Regions from separate parts of the Homo sapiens genome. Here region 2 is linked to region 1. Evidence: chromatin loops called from intact Hi-C (ENCODE). Cell type or tissue: dorsolateral prefrontal cortex. All regions are shown on one strand. Each heading gives the region's core, and the rest is flanking DNA. Links, peaks and the distances in the headings are about the cores only. Region 1 holds the start of LOC728743 (zinc finger domain-containing protein LOC728743). Region 2 overlaps ACTR3C (actin related protein 3C).

Region 1 (2,911 bases), core at 137-2,636:
TGTGTTCAAAAGGTTTCCAAGTCACTGAACCAGGGTGTGGGCTCCCAGGGGGACTGGTCTCAGCGTGATTCCTCTTGGTATCCTCACAGCAAAGCCTGGCCCAAGGCTGAGCAGCACCCTCAGTGCCCAGCCAACACCCCCAAACCCAGCTCCCTTCATGCTGCTTCTCCAAAGGATCCTCTTCCCAGGACACTGTGTTCCTCTTAAATTGTTTCCCATTGTCCTCACAACAGCCCTGAGAAAGGGGCGGAGCAGGGTTATTGAGCCCCACTTTAAAGATGGGGAAACTGAGGCTCAGTGAGGTCAACATACTTGCCAAGGTCACAGAGCAAGGTGAGCCTGGACTAGGCCTTAAGTCTCCTGTCTCACTGTTGAAAGCTCTTTTCAATGTACTAGCTGCTCAACAACTAAACACTCCTCAAAACACACACACACCCCCCACTGCCACCATCCCAGCCGTCACAGAGCCATGCATTCCAAAGGGCCACTTCTCCTGTAGATGCACTGTCTACTGCCACCACTCCCACGACCCCCACCAAAACTTGGGCTCCTGCAGGGCCCTAAGGCCTGCCTCATCCATTCTCCCCAACCCCATCAGGGAAGCCGGCTGAATATTCCACTGGACCTCCCCGAAGGCCTCTCTTCACTTCCAGCCTCAGTCAACCTATCTGCAGAGTGGGGTCTCAGGGCCACCTCCTCTGTCTTCCGTACCCTCGAGGCCGGGGTGGAACTGACCCTGGGGAAGGAGACAAGTCCTACTTGCAAGAGACCCCACCCACAAGTCTTTTCCACAGGCAGCTGCACTGACATCTGCAAAGACAGATCATCAAAGTCCCCTTGGCCAATCTCAGCCCGGCCCTGTGACTGGGCAGCCTCCTCACTCTCCCCAGCTATACCCCTGACTGAGGCCCCGCCTGCACGCCGAAAGGCCCCCCGTCTCTCCCCCAAGTTCTTTCCTCCCATGCCACACTCACAGCCCAGCTGAGCCCCTGCTCCTCCGGTCTCCGGCCGCAGCTCTTTGCTCTACAGTCTGCGCTGCTCAACGCAAATACGGTAACTCTCCCGCAGCGACACCCGCGCCCCTTCTCCCCGCCCCCATAAAGACGGCAAGCGTCCCGCGACGTTGCTCTTATCAAATAGCTGCATTAATCGGGAGAGCTGACCCCACCCCACCCGACCTTACACACAACCTTGCCAACTTCTGCGGCCGGAGCAACCCTGGAGAAATATGGTAAACTCTGCGTCGCAACCCCACCCCCACGAAAATACGTAGGCCTCCACCCTGCTGCCGCAACCCACCCCGCCCGACTGCAAGCCCCAGCTCCCAGAGGGAATGAATGCAGCCCACCCCCCACGGCCGCAGCGCCCCCCCGCGGAGCCACGCAACCCTGGATAAATACGTAATTAAGTCCCGGCGCTCCCACTCCCGGAAAGGACCTGCGCGGGACCCGGCAAATACGGTAGCACGCCCGCAGTGACCCGCCCCCGAGGGTCCGGCTCTGGCCTCGGTAAATACGGTAACCTCCCGCCGCGGCCCCAGCGCGGCCCCGCGCGCACTCACATGGCGCCGCCTCCCGAGCCTTCCGTCTCCGCTGCAGCGCCGCAGTCGCCGGCGTCGTCGCAGCCGCACAGCAGCCCCGTGAGGCTGGGAGGTCTAACTCTCCGGCAGCCCGGCTGGCGGAAAACGGGGCTGCCAGCGCTGCGCCCGCCCGGGCCGGAGCGGCGACCATGCGGGGGCCGGTTCCGGGGCCTGAACGTCCCACGGAGCGGGCCCTCTCAAGCCCCCCGATCCGCCGACCCAGACATTCCCCCTTTCGGGATTCCCTGAGGCCTGCATTCGGCCGTTATAGCACCATCCCTATTTTCCTAATCCCAAGGCCAGGCCCACAAACCGCCCCCAGCGACAGGAAAGAGGGTCGGACGGAGGCGCCGGCCTTTCCCCGGGTGACATGGGCTGAGCGCCGGAGCCCGGCGGCGGAGCGGCCCTGGGCGAGGGTTTCAGGACTGGAGACAATAGTCAAAGGGGCCGAATCGAGGAGCTGCCCTCGCTGACAGTTTCGCCAAAGTCTGCCTGACTATATGGCCTGGGTTATATCACTAGAGTGACCAGAGGGAAAGGAAGAAGACATCAGGCCCCTGCTGACCCCACCTCCTCAGAACGGAACCCGCAGTCAAGCCAGAGATATCCCATAAAAGAGCAACTTACGACGTCTGGAGTAGCAGCGGGCGTGAGAGGGCAGAACCAAATTACAGCTTCCAGCTGCCATTTAATGATAATGTCCCTTACTCGGACATAACTTTGCCTTTTACAAAGCCCTTTTCCATGTTATGATCTCGTGGGAACCTTCCAATAACCATGTGCACCCTACCTTGTGTGGGTTTTATCCCATTTTATAGACGGGAAAATAAAATTGAAACACAGAGTGGCTTCCTCCAACACTCACAGCTCTAAGTAGCAGAGCACAGACGGGAACACGGCACCGTGACCCAGCACCGTGGCCCAGCTTGTGTTCCACTGCACCGCCCTGGGACTGAGACCCTCAGACATAAATAGTGTGTGACGACAGGGAAGTAAAAACCTGGGCCCCAGTGAGAACGTGCCTGAGGGTGTACATTTGACAGACAAAAAAACAGAGGCCTGAGAGGAAAAGTTATTTTAAAAGTCACAAGTAGTAGAAGAACATTAAATAGGCTTTTTTCTCTGTGGCCTCTCTGTAGCTGCCAGGTGGAGAAACGCGACTCTCTCTCCAAGGCCCAGGCAGGGATCCTTGCAGCAGACAATGGATGTGGTGGTTGGGGTGGCGCTGTGCCTGATGGAGGGCATTGAGAGATGCGGGCCTCCCGATACCATGAGGGTCCTCTCTGCAGCTCTGCAGGTGCCCACTGTGCCTTCTGGAGCCTGGGAACTGAA
Region 2 (2,911 bases), core at 160-2,659, 120 kb after region 1:
CCTTACTGCCATGGCCTTCTGTGGTCGCGAACAGGCCTGAGGGAGTGTGTAACGTGAGCACACCAACCTTGCAGCATGAATCCTGAACCTTAAGGTTAAGCCTGTTACTCTGCACCCAACTCAATGGAAACATTTCCTAGGAAGCATTTGAGTTAAGTAAGCTGAGATGCTGTAGGATGTTGACCAGGCCTGTGAGGAGAACTGAATGCCTTTGTCTCCAGTCTTGGTAGATTTGAGGTTGTAATCAGCTGACCCTGTTGCTCTGTGTCATCAAAGAACACAGGGTTGTGTAGCACTTCTTGCCTGTCAGTCTTCTTAAAATTCCGCTAGAGTATATCCAAGATACCCAGAAGATGGCATTAGAATATGTTTCAGGGATGCTAAGAAACTTTAAACTTAATACCACGAGAGCGTCTTTGGAGGTCCTTGAGAGAGCCATTCCTTCCACAGTGTGCTCAGCGCCAGCTGGGCGGCCCACCTCGTGCTTCCTGTAGGCAGCAAGTATCTGGGGGTCACCTGCTGCTATGCTGAGGCCAGCTCTAAGGACACATATCAACACAAAGGTGTCCAAGAACATTCATCTTACCAGATACCCATGAAACACTTCGCATCCCTCAGGCTGCCTGTCGGTGCAGGGTGGGAATCGTTAGCGACTTCTCTCGCAGCAGCAGCAGCAGCAGCATCCTGGCGGCTTCAGTCCTCCCACCTGACTCTGCTTTTCCTTTCTTCCCCGGGACCTATCACTTTATAACCTACCATGTCATTTACTTATTATGGTTGCTTATTGTTTTCTGACTCCCAGCTAGAGTGTAATCTTGGCAGGGATCTGTGTGTTTCGCTACCTTGTGTATCCCAAGTGCCTAGACAATAAATCTATGTTGATTGAGGGACTTAGAATACCCAGTCAACAAGGTACACTGTCTCTAGGCAAAGAGATGGTGTCAGTGGAGCTGATGACAGTGCTGTGGCCAGCTCCACACCAGATTAACAACCAGCAGGTTGACAGTGGCCACCCGGCTTGTGGCATGCTGGGACCCAAATGGGACCCAAAGAAGCCTCTACAGTCAGGTTTAGGGTGTAGACAGTGCCGCACTCGGTAGTTGAGCTCGCAGCACGGGTCCACTGGTCCAGTGTGGACCACAGTGAGGTGCCAGAGCAGGCCATAGGAGGCATCTGAGAGGAACAAGGCAAGACGAGGTGCTTTCTAGACACCTGTAGACATCATTTCAGATATGATAGCGATAGAATTGGATAGACCAAGGCTGAGATTAATAGCTGAGTTGCAGAGAAAGCAGACTTACCTGTCCGAAGTCCAAGTGTAACCATGTCTAACATGAAAGACGATGGAATGTGAGGCTTGATGCATATCCACACTAGAGTAACGGTGGGGGCGGTTCTGATCCCAGGGTGTGTTTACTGCATGGGCTTCCTGGTTATTTGTCTGAGGGCAGAGACACTGGGCAGTTGTTAATGCCTGGCAACATCTTTGTGTGTGTATGCAGGAGAAATACTGTTACATTTGCCCCGATATAGTCAAGGAATTTGCCAAGTATGATGTGGATCCCCAGAAGTGGATCAAACAGTACACGGGTATCAATGCGATCAACCAGAAGAAGTTTGTTATAGACGTTGGTTACGAAAGATTCCTGGGACCTGAAATATTCTTTCACCCGGAGGTAAGGTGTTTCTTTTTTTGTGTGCTCAAGTGTGGGATGGAGCGATACTGCCACCCAGAGTGTAGAAAGAGCAGTTCCCAGCGAAGGGCCTGTGAGCAGGGTGGCCGTCATTCGGTCTCTCTGCATCCCCCATGCAGTTTGTCTGCTTGACAGATTGTTCAGTTTGCCTCTCCGTAGAGCTGGTTATCTGTTTTAATAGTTAAGGATGGGTTATACCACAAATAGTTAGGAAGACTTTTAGGAGCGATAGATGATAATAGAATTAAAAGTAATCTCCAAGGGTTGTGGGTGGTCACATGCTAGCATTACAAGTAGCTACTCTCAAGGCCTGTATGGAGGTTGCCTGTGCATAAGAGTGGGATAATATGTAACCTTTCTATCTTTGGTGATTGCCCTTCCTAACTTCTAATTTTAACCCTGGACAGTTGGTCCTGCTCTGTTCCCTGCTGCAAGTTAGGTAAAGCTTCTGTCTAAGGCCAGCATTTCTATTATTTAGATAATCTTAAGAATTAGAAATGTCATCATTTTAACTAGTAGTCATAAGGAATTATTAGTACTTTTGCAGAAAGCAGTAATTAGGAGGCACATTTTAAGATTTACATATAATGCATTTTATTTATATTTTGGTATATATTCCTGGCTAATTCAGTTTATATTCAGTAGGTGGGTTACAAACTGCTGTTTGTTTTTAGATGTGTATATGACTATTTTGTACAGAGAAATAGCATAGAATGTGTTCCTCGCTAGTAATCTGAAGAATAAAATAATAACAATGATAATCTAGTGAATGCTCACTTTTAATAGTATTGATTTGAAATGGACATAGAACAGTCAAATGTCCAGTGAACAGCTGGTGAGCAACTGAATATCCTCCTCCTTCCTCTGAGAGTGCACATTCAAGCTTACTTTGATTTTTAAAATATTTCAAATGAAATGTAATTGAGTTGAATTCGTTATACTTTAGCTTATTTAACTTATGGAATTGAATCTATGGCTGTTTATTCAATAACATGATTATCATGTGGATTGTTTCATGTTAAACAAACCCTTCTCATTAAACAAAACACTTCCCTGCATCTTCTAGACCAGGTTTAATTAATCTTTCATTGAACCTGTTTCTTTTTCCTTATATCCTAATTTTCTCATAATACGAATATTGTCAAATGATATGTCAAAGTCATGTTTCTCACTGCGTGTCACGTAGATCGTGCACATACTCTCCACTGCTCTTAGTA

The links. Hi-C counts contacts between places; a loop is a spot of excess contacts. Peaks named below come from ENCODE experiments on the same cell type or tissue, not always from the same donor. Only the 100,000 strongest peaks of a DNase experiment are listed, where the experiment ranks them.
Region 2: it touches region 1 in a loop (6-fold over the local background); 7 of 110 quality-filtered maps call a loop at or near these places.

The regions. Positions count from the first base shown.
Region 1 is chr7:150,403,968-150,406,878 of GRCh38, reverse strand. LOC728743 (zinc finger domain-containing protein LOC728743) reads right to left here and starts at 1,203. Exons shown (of 3, transcript NM_001395976.1): 1 at 975-1,203. RefSeq lists an enhancer at 224-732 and a silencer at 1,441-1,900. In dorsolateral prefrontal cortex, for the core only: a CTCF peak has its summit at 1,568; DNase peaks (open chromatin) are centred at 1,488 and 1,966; H3K4me3 peaks cover 2,485 bases; H3K27ac peaks cover 2,500 bases.
Region 2 is chr7:150,285,132-150,288,042 of GRCh38, reverse strand. ACTR3C (actin related protein 3C) reads left to right here. Exons shown (of 8, transcript NM_001164458.2): 5 at 1,503-1,676. Among named protein-coding and RNA genes, the nearest start is that of LRRC61, 37 kb to the left of the region's middle. RefSeq lists enhancers at 542-1,041, 1,042-1,543. In dorsolateral prefrontal cortex, for the core only: a CTCF peak has its summit at 1,707; no DNase peak of the experiment used is centred there.